2 separate regions of the Mus musculus genome follow, and region 2 is linked to region 1. A link is a loop called in an ENCODE intact Hi-C map of the cell type or tissue named here. Cell type or tissue: heart. All regions are shown on one strand. Each heading gives the region's core, and the rest is flanking DNA. Links, peaks and the distances in the headings are about the cores only. Region 1 holds the start of Vamp8 (vesicle-associated membrane protein 8). Region 2 has its middle 21 kb from the start of Gm30782.

Evidence for each region. Hi-C counts contacts between places; a loop is a spot of excess contacts. Peaks named below come from ENCODE experiments on the same cell type or tissue, not always from the same donor. Only the 100,000 strongest peaks of a DNase experiment are listed, where the experiment ranks them.
Region 2: a loop joins it to region 1, with 3.0 times the contacts of the local background. A loop is called at or near these places in 12 of 42 quality-filtered maps.

The regions. Positions count from the first base shown.
Region 1 is chr6:72,386,792-72,395,117 of GRCm38, reverse strand. Vamp8 (vesicle-associated membrane protein 8) reads left to right here and starts at 4,451. Exons shown (of 3, transcript NM_016794.3): 1 at 4,451-4,644; 2 at 6,698-6,856. The coding sequence starts at 4,642. In heart, for the core only: a CTCF peak has its summit at 3,966; DNase peaks (open chromatin) are centred at 3,757 and 4,907; H3K4me3 peaks cover 2,728 bases; H3K27ac peaks cover 3,811 bases.
Region 2 is chr6:72,271,816-72,280,141 of GRCm38, reverse strand. No RefSeq gene overlaps it. Among named protein-coding and RNA genes, the nearest start is that of Gm30782, 21 kb to the right of the region's middle. In heart, for the core only: a CTCF peak has its summit at 3,804 (motif pointing left); DNase peaks (open chromatin) are centred at 2,441 and 3,021; H3K27ac peaks cover 6,437 bases.

The DNA of each region.
Region 1 (8,326 bases), core at 96-8,095:
TCCAACTTCTCTTTGTTCATTTTAGAGATGAAGTCCTGACATATAACCCAGCCAGCTGAAACTAGCTGCCTCTTCAGACTGCAATATCCCTCTTTCCTAGTTCCTCATTCCATTTTCTCTCTTTTTTTTTCTTACTTGTGTTTTTTTTTCTTACTTGCTTTTGTTTTGCTTTGTTTTTGAGATAGATTCTGTCTATAGCTATATAGCTGAGGCTGGCCTTGAACTCCTGATCATGTTCAATCTGCTTCCCAAGTATAAAGAGTATGGGAGTGTCGTGCTATGCCTGACTTTTTATTTTATTGTCATTTTTCTTTTTGAGACTCTGTTAGCCAAGGCTGGCGCCAAGCTCACCGTGTAGTCCAGGCTGGCTCCTGCTTGGCTTTCTCAGGATGAGATTACAGGAGTGAGCCATATGCTGGCATAAAACGTGACTTTGCAAGTAGCCTTCATTCTCATTCCTATTTCGGGAACCAGAAACTGAAAGTTCCAGAGGAAAACTTGCCCAAAGCTGCCCAGCACATACATCAGGAGAGCCCAAGCCCAAGCCCAATTCACTAGATACTGAGAGCATCCTTAACACACTGCCATGGCTTGCATCCTGCCACAGCATCCAGCCACAGCATCCAGCCACAGCTTCCAGCCACAGCTTCCAGCCTATTCCCTCATTCCTTACAAAGGGACTGTAACTCAAAGGTGAGTTCCCACTCCCAAGTATGGTACTGTGAGCCTGTGAGCCTGTGAGCCGGGCACCAGTGAGCTGAGGACAGCAGGATCGTTGTCAGCTACATAGCGAGTACCATGCCAGTCTGGGTTACATGAGATCTTGTCTCAAGGGGGGAAAAATCACACTTTTGTAACAACCCAGGCTCAGAAAAGCCACTGAGCTTTTAATTTCTTCTGAAGTTCTAGAAACAAAACAAAAACAAAAACCTCTTCTTTCTAGAAACAAAAACCTCACAGAAAAACAACCTGAGTGGGTCACACCCAACCCAGAGTCTACCTCAGAGTTCTTGGTTCAGTCCTTAGCAAAGAAAGGAAGGGAGGAAATGGGGGAGGGAAGAAGGAAAGAAGGGAGGTAGGGAGGGAGAAAAGGGGGAAGAAAGGAAGGAAGGGAGAAAGAGAGGAAGGGAGGGAGGGAGGGAGGAAAAAGGACAGTTGGACATTTTGGCTCACACTTGTAATCCCCAAATTTAGAATCTGAGGAGGAAGATAATTGTGAGTTTGAGCCGCCGTGGACTACATATCATGTTCCAGGCCACCTGAGCTACGTTATGAGATTCCATCTCAAAAAATAAAATAAAATAAAATAAAATAAAATAAAATAAAATAAAATAAAAATCCAAAGAGAAAGCTGGGGAGGTTGCTCAGCAGTTGAGAGTACAATCTGCCTTTGCAGAAGAACCTGAGTTTGGTCATCCACACCCATGTCAGGTGACTCACAACAGTCCCAGGATTCCAACATCTTTAAGTCCTTAAAACAAACAAACAAAAACAGAATGAGACTGGGGCTATGCTCCACAGTAGATTCTTCCCTAATGGTGCACAAACCCCTGGGTTCCCCCAGCACTGGAATCCAAAGACAAAAGAGTAAAGTTGTTATTAGTTGTGTAGTTTACATTTTCTAGCAGAGAGGCTGGAGGTGCAGTGTGAATGTGGCTCGGGAGGTCGAGGGCTCCTCTGGCACTGCAGGGAGCACTGGACTCTCTTTCCAGCTAGGAAAGAAAATGTGGCTGACTGGCTGATTGATTAACTGACTGACTGATTGATTGATGAATGATTGACTGGAGACACAGTCTGGCTTTGTAGCCCAAGGTAGCCTTGAATGTGTGATTGCCCCGGCTCAGATTCCTGAGTTCTGGAGCAGCACTGCACAAGGCTGTAAAACGTTCATGACATTTATGAAAGTAGCGTTCTTCTTTTCGAACTAAGTTGCTGTAATCTGTTGTGCATTTTCCAGCCTCCGTTCTCACTAGCAGCGCTGGGAGAGCTCACTGGCCGTATGGAGTCAGCGTTGTACTGGGCAGCAAAAGAACAGAGCAAGCATTTGGGGGTGGGAGGTCTTGGGACAGAACCCAGGGCTTTGGCGATTCTAGGCAAACTCTGTTGCTACTGAGAGAGCCTTCGACACTGAGACAGGGTCTTGAGACGTAGTCCTGCCTGTCCTGTATCTCATTTTGTAGACTAGCTGGCCTCCCAGAGATCCCCCTGCCTCTGCCTCCCAAGATGTTAAAGGCATTCGTCACCACACTGGCCCAGGCAGGTTCTGTCTTATAAACCTCCTTGTGATTTAAGATGAATCTTTTAAAATATAGAGTTTTTTTTTTTTTTTTATGGTTTTTTGTTTCTGTTTTTTGTTTTTTTCGAGACAGGGTTTCTCTGTGTAGCCCTGGCTGTCCTGGAACTCACTTTGTAGACCAGGCTGGCCTCGAACTCAGAAATCCGCCTGCCTCCGCCTCCCAAGTGCTGGGTTTAAAGGCGTGCACCACCACTGCCCAGCTACTGTTACCTTTTAACTATGTATGTCTGTGTTTGTGTGTATGAATAGGGTCTGTGGGGCCAGAAGAGGGCGTCAGATCCCTGGAGCTAGAGTTACAAGTAATGAGTTGCCTGACCCAGGTGCTGGGAATCAAATTTGGGTTCTCTGGAAGAACAATACATGCTTTTAACCAAAGGGCCATCTCTCCAGGACCCAGTTCTTTCTTTGTGACCACTGAGCCCTTGATCAGCAGGATGGGGACATTCTCAAGGCCTCTTGACCTTTTGCCTAAGATCAAGTGTAGTACAGACATTCTCTGTTGTGATCTCATTCCTCTTTATTCTAGATTTTTCTTTTGCTTTATAGGAAAGGAAAGGAGTTGTGCCGCTTTAAGGTGTTACTAGGGGCTAGAGAGAGAGCTCTACAGCTAAGAGCACGTGCTACTCTTGCATAGAAGGGTCCAGCTCCCAGCACCCACATCAGGTGTCTCACAACTGTCTGCAACTCACCAGAGAACCTAACCCCTCTGCCCTCAGGCACACACACACACACACACACACACAGACACACACACAGACACACACACACACACTTAAAGATAATAAGATAAAAACTTTTAGCCGGGAGTGGTGATGCACACCTTTAATCCCAGCACTTGGGAGGCAGAGGCAAGTGGATTTCTGAGTTCGAGGCCAGCCTGGTCTACAAAGTGAGTTCCAGGACAGCCAGGGATATACAGAGAAACCCTGTCTCGGAAAAAAAAAACAAACAAATAAACAAAAAAAAAAAAAACCCAAAAAAAAAACCCAAAAAAACCAACAACAACAAAAAAAATTTTTAAAGATTTTTTTAAAGTGTTACTAGTTGCTTTAATTTGCTTCTGTAAAACTAAGCGTGCAGTGTTTGTAGATATAGCTCCTCCATGGCTGCCTGAGCAGGCACGAGGGAAAACACATAAGTGTCCCAAAATGATTCCGGGATTCTAAATTTATTATAGCCAACAAAATGAAACAAAACAAAACCCCTCTTATTTGTTGGAGGAGCTAAGATTTCCTCCTTGACGGTGTTATTTACTCTGGGGTGGGAAAGAATGTCTGTTCTCTTTCTGCCCTGTTATTGTTCTGTCTTGACAAACTCCATCCGGAGAAGAGCAGATTTTCTCTGGCGGAGAGCCACATGTGGTGGAAAAACCCTTTACTCTTAGGCCCCCATCCTAATCTGTCTGACAACCCTCTGACAACTGACCAGGGTCACCAACCCCCACGGTGACCTTTGGAAGGAAGTGTAGGACTGCTCAACTCCAGAAGGAAAGGAGGGGCTGGTGAGTGAGCCATTTCCCCGACTGTCCTGTGTCCTGTGACAAGGATAAGGTGCCCTGCCCCTGCTGTTTGCACTCCTCCCACTGCCTGAGGTCAGCCTTAGCACCCGAAGAACATTAGAGGGGGACAAAGATCCCACCCCCAGGGCCAACTTGGAATTTTCCTGGAGATTTTAAAGACTTTAATTATGTGTATGTGTGTGTATGTATGCACACGTATGTTCACATACCCACAGAGGCCAGAAGAGGGCATCTGGACCGCCCCTGCCCCCCCCCCCCCCCCGAGATGCAGATACAGGTGTCTGTGAGCAGCCAGGGGTGGGTGTAGGGACCTGAACCTGGGTTACTGCAAAAGCAGCGGGTGATCCCAACTGCTGACCCATCTCCCTAGCCCCCGTTTTCTGGGGGATCTTAGAGCTCTCTTCTCATACAGGATGGCCCTTGGGGACAAAGGTTGCCCAACAAGGTATCTTCGCCTGTACATTCGTTTCTATCTAAATAATGCTAATGTAAGTCCCTGAAAAACTAGAATTACTTCTTTGAAGCATAAAAGAAGTTTCTGAAAACTTAGGAGGACTGTTGATCCTTCTTTTCTCCTTCCCCCCTCCCCCAACCCTGTTGCTTAAGCTTTTGTTTGGGAGGAGACTAGGAGGACGGCAGCAGAGGGCAGCCGCCTACCTGGAGAAACCTGCAGTTACGTGTGTGGCAGGAGCCGGAGTGGCTGGAGTCGCGGGATGGTCAGGAGGCGGGCTGAAAGTTGGAGTAAGCAGGAAGTGAAGCTGTGGCTGCCTTGGGTGGAAACAGACTAGGCGAAGTTCTGCTTTGAGAGGCCCAAGTGCTCCGAGACATGGTGAGTGACGTGGGGACCAAGAAAAGAGCGAGTTAGAGCAGCTGCCAGAGGGGGATCGGGCCTGGGGGTTGCCTGTGTCGAGAAAGGTAAGTTGGCGGCAGTCAGAGGGCTGGCGGGGTTGGGCCAGCGCTGCCTCTGTCTCCTTACTTTTGACAACTCCTCCACAAATAGCTCCGCACTCCGGGCCAGGGGTTCCTGACACTTCTCCACCTCCTTCCTCCCGTGACCTCGGTGCTGGATCCGATCAGGATTTCGGTGGGGGTTGGGGGACCCAAATTCCAAGCCGAGCTGCTGCGCCGCGCCCTCCCCCTCCTCCGCCTCCTCCAGCTGGGCCTGAGCCCGGTGTTGTGACATTACCGGGCCACAAGCGTTCCTGCTCTTTGGGGCTCAGATTCCAGCCCCGCGGACTGGAGTTCTCCCCCTTACCCTCGCACTGTATCTATGCAGACACCCAGAGGATCTATCTGCCTGGCCACCAAAAGCACCACCCTTTTCTAGAAACATTAGCAACAGTGCCAAGGGTTTGTAAAGCAGCCAGATGGCGGTTCTTCCCGATAATCTAGCTTCAGCCCACACCCGTGGCCGGTACCTGAGGCCCCCTGGGTCCCTAAGGGAGGAGTCAGGCCTCTTCCCTCCTTGTTCAAAAGCCTTATCTAGAGGCCTCCTGGATAGAGCGACCGCAGCAGGAAGGACTTTTATTAATATCTGCATAAGCAGGCGGTGGTGTGCGGCCTACCAGGCGTTAAATTGTGGGGAAAGCAGAAGTATATGGTCCAACGGCACATGATGCCTTCTGGGGGCCACATCCACTGAACCGGGGCTACACTGCCCAGTAGGCTGGAACCAGAACTCACCAACAGCTGTCTGGAGAAGGGCATTTATTTGGGTTGGGCCGGGCAAGAGTGTGCTGCTGGTCAACTCTCACAGTTTTAGAGAGAACCCACTAGGATTGAGCCGAGGGAGGCTACAGGAACCAGTTAATAGTTCTTGGCTGTGCTCTGCTGAGGAAACGTCAGCTGGGTTTTCTCCTTGACCCTCTTTGTGGAGTCAAGACAGGGGCAGTCGTGTGCTGTTTTTTTGTTTGTTTGTTTTTTGTTTTTTGTTTTTTTTTGTTTTTCCTTGTCACGCTGAAAATCCTCCAAAGAAGGTGGATGAGAATCCAGGGTCAAACCTCATCTTCTGGGACTTAAAAAATGCACTTACATGGCTGGCAGCCGAGATGGCTGGGCAGGTACAAGTGTTTGCAGAGCAAGCCTGCCTGCCTGAATTCAGTATCCTGCTCTCTCCTGCCCATCCAACTGGAGGAGACAATCCACTCATGAAAGTTGTCCTCTCACCTCCACATGCGTGCCGTGGCATGTGCATACACGTATATTCCCCAGCACACACACACACACACAATGCACTTATGACAGACTAAGGATGTGGTTCAGCTGATAGAGTGTTTGCCTGGCAAGCGTCAAGCTCTGGGTTTCATCCCCAGCACCTCATAAAACAAGGATAATGGTACACACCTGGAATCCCAGCCCAGGGTAAGTAGAGACAGGGGGTCAGATGTTTAAGGCCATCCTACTTAGGAAGCCTATGGCCTGCCTAGGTTATATGAGAACCTGCCTCAGATAAATAAATCTGGGGAGGTGGCTCAGTGGGCTTGCTACGCAAGCATGAAGATTTGCATTGGATCCCTAGACCCATTTAGAAGGAAAAAAATTCCAGGTGTGGTGGTGCAAGCAAGCACTTAGGTGGCTCCTAGTGCTAGGGTGGTGGAGAAGGCTGAGCCCTGGGGCTTTTTGTCCACTCTAATCTCAGAGCCTCAGGCCAACAGGAGACCCAGCCTGTGGGGGAAAAAACAAGGGAGGAGTGACACCTGACCACCCGAGGCTGATCTGGGATATAAACGTGCTTGCATCGAAGTGAACATTTACGTAGAACATTCTCCTGGTAAACAGTTGAAGCATCAGAAACGGCTAAAATCTACTTTAGTTCTTCCAACCTCCTCTGGCCTCTTGGATCCTCTGCTGCCCGGCCTAATTAACCCCTTATTGACATCCAGGAGGAGGCCAGTGGGAGTGCCGGAAATGACCGAGTTAGGAACCTGCAGAGTGAGGTGGAGGGAGTCAAGAATATTATGACCCAGAATGTGGAGCGGATCTTGGCCAGAGGGGAGAACCTGGACCACCTCCGAAACAAGACAGAGGACTTGGAAGCCACGGTGAGATTGGGAGAAAACTGGGAGTTGGTGGGGGCAGATCTCGGGGAGGGGGAGAAGTTTGGGTGGGGAGGCAAAGTGAACAGAAGGGACTGCAGACTGTCATGTCTACTGCCCTTTTGCCTATGCAGGAGATGGCTGAGGTTCCACCTCTGCTTCCTTGCTACTCTGCTGGCTGGTAGAGAGCCCAGTGAGTGGTTGGATTTGAGCTTGGGTGAGGGGCCCACCCACAGAGCCATTTCTGAGACAGTTCAGTCAACTGCTCCATTCCTAAGCTTCATTGGGGTATGAAACTGATTTTTGTCTCAAAGCTTGCCCTTGGCAACCATTTGGAGTTGATGTCCCAAAGGCAAAGTTATGAGTTCCGGGCAACCCTTGGCCTTTCAGCATTCTCCCTCCAGGTGTAATTAGGCTGGAAGTTGGTGGGGGGCGTCTTGCTGAGTCCGCTTTAAAGCACAGCTGGGAAGACCAATGAAATCCTTTAACCCCAGGATCCCTGTGTGCAAAGGCCAAAATAATATCTCCCACACATCTTGCTTAGACCTCCTCTTTGCTGCCATGGACTGAGGCCAAGCTGCTCAGGGCAGAAGAAAGTCTAACACAAACCAAGGCTGGGGCCTCAGTTTTCACTTGCTGTGGAGTACACTGGCTTCCTGGGTCCATTGGGTTATCTTGGAATCTAGTGCCTCCTGCAGCATAAGCTGGGCACATGGAGACTTAGTGTCTGTATTAACTTGGAGAAGCAGGAGGCTTTTTTCTTTCTTCCTTTCTTCCTTTCTTCCTTTCTTCCTTTCTTCCTTTCTTCCTTTCCTTTCCTTTCTTCCTTTCTTCCTTTCTTCCTTTCTTCCTTTCTTCCTTTCTTCCTTTCTTCCTTTCTTCCTTTCTTCCTTTCTTCCTTTCTTCCTTTCTTCCTTTCTTCCTTTCTTCCTTTCTTCCTTTCTTCCTTTCTTCCTTTCTTCCTTTCTTCCTTTCTTTTCTTTCTTTTCTTTCTTTCTTTCTTTCTTTCTTTCTTTCTTTCTTTCTTTCTTTCTTTCTTTCTCAAGACAGGGTTTCTCTGTGTAGCCCTGGCTGTCCTGGAACTCACTTTGTAGACCAGGCTGGCCTCGAACTCAGAAATCCACCTGCCTCTGCCTCCCAAATGCTGGGATTAAAGGCGTGCGCAACCACGCCCAGCTCTTTCTTTTAAGTTTCTGCAGTGCTTTGGTTCTTCCTTCAGCTTCTACAGAACTCAGAAGACAAAGCAAAGTATCATTGAGCCAGGACATGTGCCCATCTGGAGCACATTCCTGTACCCCTTAGCTTGTGGGTCTGTGCTCCAAAGGCCAGATTTCTCTACCAGTCAAACAAACTCCAATTGTGAGCATATATCTGTAAAAGACCCCTTAGTATGCAGGTTAGTGCAGGGGCAAGAAAAAGAAGGGAGACTGGACATAAGACTCAGGTGGTAGAGTACTTCACTAGACTTCACGAAGC
Region 2 (8,326 bases), core at 104-8,103, 110 kb after region 1:
GGGCCCAGGGCTCTTCCACTGAACTACAACCGCAGCACCTCACCCCATGTATTTCTGATTTTTTAAAAGGTTGTTTCTTTTCACATTTATTTTCTTTTCTGTGTAGGGTGTTTTGTTTGCATATAATTCTGTGCACCATGTGTGTGCAGTGCTCTTAAATCTCCCGAAACTGGGGTTAAAAGATGGCTGTGAGCCATTCTGTCGGTGCTGGGAATTGAACCCAGGACCTCTGGAAGAGCAGCCAGTGCTCTCAACCATTGAACCAGCCCCATGTGTGATGTCTTTTAATGTTTGTAATTATTGAAAATGGAAAAATATTAAGAGCAAGCATACATATAGATGTCCTTTAAAAGATACTGTGTGAAGCTGGGGTTGTAGCTCAGTCGGTAAAGTGCTTGCCCTCGAGCCGTAGGTGTAATCGGGAGTTCACAGACCTGGGCGTGGCAGCACATGCCTGATATCCCAGCACTCAGGAGGCGAAGGAAGTATCAGAAGCTCAAGATTATCTTAAAATAAAACCCCAAACCAAACCAAATATTACAATAACAATAACAAAAGACCACACCAGAATAGTGTGTGTGTGCGCATATGTGTGTGTGTGTGTGGGGGGGGGCATAATTACAAAGTAAGCTATGTCTTAATTACTGAAGCTCAGACCCCTTAAACATCAGTTTAGAGTTTCTACTCTTCTCTCCCATCTTCATAGCTAATGAAAAACACCTAATGTTGACCTTTATCACAACTCAAGGTAGAAAAGAGGGAAATATTTGGTTATGCACTCGGTAAGTCAGATAATGAAGGCCCATTTGATCTTTGGACTGAAGAGCAGAACACACATTATGTGGATTAAATTTGTCCTAGTTCTGGAATCTTCTGACCATAATAGAAAAAAAAGAAGAAGAAGAAGAAGAAGAAGCAGCAGCAGCAGCAGCAGCTCTGGCTTCTATTTCTACTTTTCGGGGATCTGAAAAGCCTGGTCTTAAGGGCCACAGGCATTAACTTCCTGTTGTCACAGGCTGGTCCCCCAGTGCTATCGTTCCAGGGACTAGTGTCCATAGCTCTCGATCAGGCTATGTCAGCTAACAGGGGTCCTACTGCTTTAGTGGCTAACTAGCCCTTTTAGACAGAGGGAATCACCAAGGAACTCTCTGGCTTCCAAATCCTGCAGTTTAAGTTAGGCACAGGCTCTGACCACAAATAGCTGCTTCCAGAGTCTGGGTTTGAGATGACAAGAATCAGAACAAGGTGCTGGACTGAGCTGGGGGCACTGAGAGGCAGTCCCCGAGTCTGTCTGTCTGTCTGTCTGTCTGTCTGTCTCTATTTTCACCTCTGTCTCTCTGTCTGTCTTTGTCTCTCTGTCTGTCTCTGTCTCTTTCTGTGCATGTGCTAAAGTTTGGACCCCTAGCCTTGTACATGCTAGGCAAGTATACTACCACCAAGCTTCATCTCCAGTCCTGTTCCCCACTTAGAGTTTGGTACAAATATTCACTGAAACCTGGAGTAGAGCCGTGCTCTGGAGGCCATTCCTCCCTAGGTTTCTATTTCCAGAGCTGCAGATGTCCTTGGAGGGCACTGGCACCTGTGCCCCTGCATCCTGCTCACCTAAGCAAGTTGTTTTAGGTTGGAGGTTCTCTTCTTCCCTCCTTCCTTCTCTCCTTCCCTTCTTCCCTTTCTTTCTTCCTTTGACTGGGTCTCGTGTATCTCAGGCTTCAAGCTCACTATGTAGCTGAGGCTGACCTTGAACCTCTGACTCTCTTGCCTCCACTTCCTGAGTGCTAAGATTGTAGGCTTGTACCACCGTGCCCAGCCTACTTGGAGATTCCAACTTAATGATATTTCCCCCTTCTAGACAAAGTCAATCCTGGGGCACCTGAGACCCCCTCTTGCTGCTGTGATGTACCCCACTTGATCCCTGAGAGGAAACAAGTCCTAAGAAAGTATAGAATAGAAACATGAACAGAGACAAACCTCAAGGACAATGTCTGAGAGTTCTTACACACACACACACACACACACACACACACACACACACACACACACACACACACACACCCTTAGTACTTAGAAGTACATAGGATAGGCACCAGGGACCGGCCCAGGAATCCCATCCTGGCTGAGTGACTCTAAACTGGAGCCTGCTTTCTCGGGACTTTGGTGATCTGAACCCTGAAAGAGATGGAAGCTGAGGAGTTCTTTCTGGGCTTTCTGCTTCTGGCTGGCTCCTCCATTTTGTGGCACCAGGAGCCCTCTGACAGAGGCAGAAGGAAGCCAGGCCCATTTCTGGAGGACTTGAAGGTGTTTGCTCTTGGCTGTGGCTCTAGGGAGAAATTGTCTTTTCACTGTCTGCAATTAGGGCTGAGTCAGACATGAACTAGCCATGTGTTAAAATAAGCGCCGGTGTTTCTGAGAAGGGAAGTCCCAGAGCCGGCCAGGCCGGGATTAGCTGCTGATAAGGGGCCTGGCATTGTTCTATCCGTCCCCTGAGACCCACACCACATCCTAGAAGAGAAGCCAGGTCCCTTGGCTGGGACAGTTGTGGGCAGAGCTGGAAGGCTTGTCCTGCAGGCCATCTGTGGCTGTGGCTGCGGCTGTGCGGAGTCAGGGCAGCACAATGGTCAGGCATAGAACTTACCCTGGGTGCAACTTTGCTGTTGTAGCCTGGGCCCTGTCTTGTCACGTAGACAATTCTTACTCCTAGACCAGCATAGAGGCAAGTGGAGACCATGAGTCAACCAGCCATGTGTAAGTCCAGCAACCCAGGCCAGCCACATCCCTAACCCCAAGGTCAAAGCAAGAGCCAAGGAATGGGGAGGGAGAGGGAGACCTCTCCAGTTTAGACTCTTCAGTCTTAAGAAACAAAGGCGACAGGAATGTGAGGAAACCACTGTTTACATGGTTCTCATGAGTGGTCCACTCAAACGTGTCCTAACGCACTTCTGGACTGAGCGCGGAGGGGGCGGTGTGCTGAGGTGGGAACCGGAGATGGGGGTGGAGGACTCCGTGTTCTTGGGAAGTTGTGCGGAGGAGGCCAGCTCTTTCCCCTTCGGCTGCTCTGAGCTTCAGTGGGGGCCCGAGGAGGAGGGCAGAAAGGGTCCTGGTGGAACAACAAGGGCCTGGATTACGTTTCCAGCCAGGAAGGTGGGTAGGAGGGCAGTGAGCATCGAGGTTGGTTGAGGGCAGGTGACCACCCGGGGAGTCTGGGGGTAGAAGGACTTGGAGAGAGATGCATGGAACCAGAGAGTAAGGTTTTGAACCCAGCTCCCAGCAGGCGAAGATATTCCTTGGAAATAAAGTTGTCCATTTTGATCACCCCCATCCATGACCCCAATGCTGCCTCTTCACAAGGCTGCATTAAGCTTTTCAAGGCCTTCTGGAAACAGAACGTGCTCCCAGCTACACAGAGATCCTCCCTCTCAGTCCTCGATTCTAGGGAATAAATGTGACTGGCCCCGAGAGCCACAGGCTTGGCCAGCTGACGCAAGCCCACAGGAACAAGGGTAACCCTTCTAGCTCCTCGGTGGCCGAAGCAGTTTTTACAGCCCAAAGAGGCAAAATGGGAACTAAGGGTTGAGAGTGGGCAAGGAAACCACCTCAGGGAGAGAGAGCAGGGGAGGACTGGAGTTACCGTCTCCGGACAGAGCATGCCCACATCCAAAGCTTTTTCAAATGATCCAAACTCCTGGCTTGAGAGGTGGCTCAGGGGTTAAGAGCACCCGCTGCTCTTGCAGAGGGCCCAGGTTTGATTCTCAGCCCCTAACCGGCAGCTCATGAACACCCAAGACTCCAATTTCAGATCTGATACCCTCTTCTGGCCGCCTTGGGCACTGCATGCATGTGATGCATAAATATGTACGCAGACAAAACACTCCTACATAAAAGTGTACTGGAATTTGTGTGTAATCCCAGCACTTGGGAAGTTGGGGCAAGAGGATCAGGATTTGGCTACATACCAAGTTTGAGTTTGTGCTACATGAGATGCTGCCTCAAAACAACAATAACAACAACAACATAAGACAAGCAAATAAATAGAATTCCAATGAAGACACTCTACAATCTATTTGCCAACAATTAATATAGAAAAATGTCTAACTCCTTTAGGAGGCCATTTTAAAGATTTTACTTCTCTCTCTCTCTCTATGTATGTATGTATGTATGTATGTATGTGTGCCCGTACGTGTGTAGGGTGGAGTCTGATGCTGGGTCCCATCTTCCACTGGCCTAGCTAGTTTTATGTCAACTGAAGCCATTTGTGAAGAGGGAACCTCAGTTGATAAAATGTCCTCTCCACACTGGCCTGTGGGCAAGTCTGTGGGGCATTTTCTTGACTGATGATTGATGTGGGGAGGCTCAGCTCACTGGAGATGGTGCCAACCCTGGGCCCATGGTCCTGGGCCCAATAGGAAAGCAGGCTGAATGAGCCACGAGGAGCAAGCCAGGAAGCAGCCGTCCTCTGTGGTCTCTGCGTCAGTTCCTGCCTTAGGTTCTAGCCCTGATGAATGATAATTAGGACGCAGAAGCTGAAATAAACCCTTTCCTCCCCAAGTTGCTTTTGGTCATGTGTCTTCTCACAGCTATGAGAACCCTGACTAAGATACCTACCTAATCAATGAGGTGGGGTTTCCAGTCAGACCCAGGGCTTTGAAGATATAATTTGTCTTACCCGCCATCTTGTCTGGGGGTCCCCAACCTGCCTTTGGAGGCTAGAATTATAGGCAGGTTGCTACAGACACTCAGAATTGGCACTGAGTACCCAAACTCTGGCCCTCAGACATATATGGCAAGTGTTTTAAGCACTGAGCCATCCTCCTGGCCTTGAAGCGGGGCATTGAAGAGCAACATTTTGGTTCTCTAAGCCATTGACACCAAACTCTCAGCGATGGCACATAAACGCCCTGGTTATCCCACACACAATGTTGATCTGGGGATAGACATCAGCCTTTCACACACACCCCACCCCACCCCTCCATTACAGACCTATTAGAGGTATTTGGAGGTTGCCAGCAGAAGTGGATGCGGGGCCTTGGATTCTGAGAGCTGACACCTGACAGTCTTGGGGCACAGAGGAGTCTGTAGTCACCTCCTTTCCTTTTCTTTCTTTTTAAATATGTACTTTACATGTCTGGTGGGTGCCTGGTTGTCTGCATGGACCCCATGTGGGTGCAAATCCCTTTGGAGGCCATAAAAGGGCACCAAGATTCACTAGAACTGGGGTTACAGGCAGTTGTAAGCTACCCGATGTGGGTGCAAGGAACCAAGCCCAGGCCTTCTGTAGGAGCACCAGCTCACCCACAGCAGTTACATTTCTGTCTGCAAAGCCAGCAGGCCCCAGGAGGTCAGCTGGATTCTACCTCAGCAAGGCATTCAGGAGGTAAAAAAATGGAAGCAGTACTCACACACCCAGAGCACAGCTTACTCTGGTGGTGCTGATGAAGGGCGAGGCACCCTCCGCTGAGGGTCAGAATAGCCCAGCTCCCCACATTGGGCACTGACCCCAGCCCACCCCCACCCCCTTCCCAAGCTGTTCCAAGCCTGGGGCCCTGCCCTGTCCCAGGGAACTCTGGCTTTTCTCACACCCACACTTGCACATTCATAAGCAAGGCAAAGAAAGAAAGCAGGTATTGTTCGAATTCATAGCAGGTTATATTCTAGGAAAAGGTGGTGTAAGTGGAAAAGATAAAAACTGGATTGATTTCCCCACAGAAACAATACCAAGATGAGAAATCCTGAGCTAGGGAAAGAATTCTATGAAAAAAAAAAAAAAAGTCCTGACCTGGTCATGAAAACCCCCTTAGGCAACACAGTGAGAAATTAGGGCCGAGACATAACTAACCAAAAGAAGGTCACTCTCCACGTAAGACACCACAGGTGCTTATGCGGGGCCAATAGGCCATCAGTTGCAGGCAGTACAAGTTCTTTGTTGGAAAAAATCTAAATGAGAGAGGTATGCCCTCAACGTGGCGGCACATTGGTGTCACCCAGAGGAGCTGTCAATACCGTTTGCCTTGGGTTATCGAGACCAGATATCCTGATCTACTGGTTTATGCCTTGAAGCAAGATGTCGCTGTGTAGCCCAGGCTGGTCTTAAGTGAACTCTAATTTTTTAAAACTTTTATTTTTGTGTGTATAGGGGTGGGGAGTGCTGGGGTTACAAATGTGTGCCACCATGCCCCATTTACGTGGTGTGGATGTATTTGTGTGTGCTAGGCAAATATTTGGTCAACTGAGTCCTCCCCCTCTCCTAACCTGTATACTCTTCCCACGTGCTGTAATCAAATTAGTAGGAGCCCTTCTCCCCTTCCCTTCTTGGTGTGTGCGTGGGGGGGCACTTTGGGAGTCATCCTTCACTTCTCTACCTTACTCACTGAGGCAGGGTCTTTCAATCAAACGCAGAGCTTGAAGGCATGGTTAATCTCAACAGCCAGCTTGCTTTGCCTACAGTGGCTGGAACTACAGGTGAGCCGTCACCATCACCGCATAGGCCCTGGGGATTCAACTCCAGTTCTCACACTTTCCAGGCAAGCACTTTAACCACAGGGTCATTTCTGCAGCCCCAGAAGGAGCCCTTCTAAGTGTCCTCTCTGACCTGCTCTGTTGGCAGAAGCCTTCTCCCCTGAGCAGGCCTGTCTGGTGGCTGCCTCAGGCAACTGAGGGGAGCTGGGAGCTCTGCTCAGAACGCAAGACCAAGGAAGGTTAGTTTGGGTTCCTGGGTCCTCAAGCCTTCATTGCATGAGGATGGAGTGCTGTCTGGGATGGGTGTGGTGGGTGGGGTCGGCTGTGAGGTCTGGTAAGTGAACTGGGCATGCCCCGTAATCAGGGTGGTGGTGGGGGAGGGGCAGGAAGATGGGTAGACAAGACTGACCAAACAAGAGCTGGCTCCATGGGATCTCAGCTGAGGCAGGCCACTTACCAGGCTAAATTACTGTGCTTCTAAATCCAAGGTCACAAACCACGAAGCACGGAGTCCTTCTCCCCGGCCTCCCAAGAGCAGGTGACAGAGATTAGGTAATGAGGATTAGATTAGTGGTTGTTCGACTCCTAACCATTTCCCTTGTGTGTGGATTCTGATGGAAGAAGAGACCAAACCTTTCTTCTTTGGGTCTCTAACTTTGTTTAAGTTCACCTGTAAACTCCCCATGTGCTCCCAGGAGAGACTCCTAGCCTCCCTGGGCCACAGTCTCTTTGTCTCTGAGAATGGGGACAACATGCCCATGTCCTATATGCCCCCAGAAGTGTCGGGAATGGGGAGGACTGAAGGATGGCATCTGTGTGAGCTGTGAGGATGGAGGGGGGTGCAGAGGAGACTGGAAACCAGGCATCCCAGGCTAGGGTTGGTGATACCAATAGTGCAGTGGGGAGAACTTTCTAGAATGTGCTCTCTACACATTTCTCCATCTGTGGGCACTGGAAACCTTTACCTTGCACTGTTTTAGAGAGCTGTCAACAGACCACGACGGCAGCAGCTTTTGCCTGCCCCACCCCCTCCGGGCTGCCTGGTTGTCAGCACCTGTGCCAGGCAGGCCTCACACCAGTATACTGTCAGGCTCCAGTGGGGAACAGATTCCAAGCTGAGCCTCCTAGAGAACCCGCAGCCTGCTAGGGGCACTATGGCTTCTGGTGAATGTGAGGAACTTGAGAGGCGGCTGGGCCACAGTCATCAGAATTGGTCAAGGATATTTTGCTAGCTCTTGAGCCACAGTTGCTTCACACACTGTGTTTTGAAACTTGCCTTTGCTTTCAGTCTTTGTTCCACTCAAAAAATATTTACCAAGGGCTGACATGGCCTCTGTACAGCTTGCAACTCAGTGACTAAGTAAACATGAAAAGAGTGTGATGAGAACCTAGGAGCTGAGCCGAACAAGGAGCGGTGGTAGGGTGCGTGGGCGCCCTCCCTGAGCTGGATCACTGAAGCTGGTGAGGAGACGGAAGGTGATGACTGTGTGGGAAAGTATTTTAGGCAGAAGGTGGAGGACAGAGGACAACCTTGTGTGTTATTTACTCAATCACTGCCATCTTTTTTGAGACAGTGTTCCCCACTGCCCTGACACTTGTCAATAGGCTAGATTTGCCGGCCCGTGAGATCTGCAGGGATCTTCTGGGATAACAGGTGCTGGCTGCCATGCCTCGCTCTGCGGGCTTTGGGAACCCAACTCGGTGCTTGCGCTTGGCACTTTGTTGACTAACTCCCCCACTCCAACCCGAGTTTGGATTTTCTTCCATGTACCACAGGAAGTGCTGTGGGGTCTTAGGGAACTATGTGGATTTGATCCACGTTCCCCAAAGGCTACCTGCCACCCTGCGTGGTCAGAACGATAGAAGCCCATCCAGA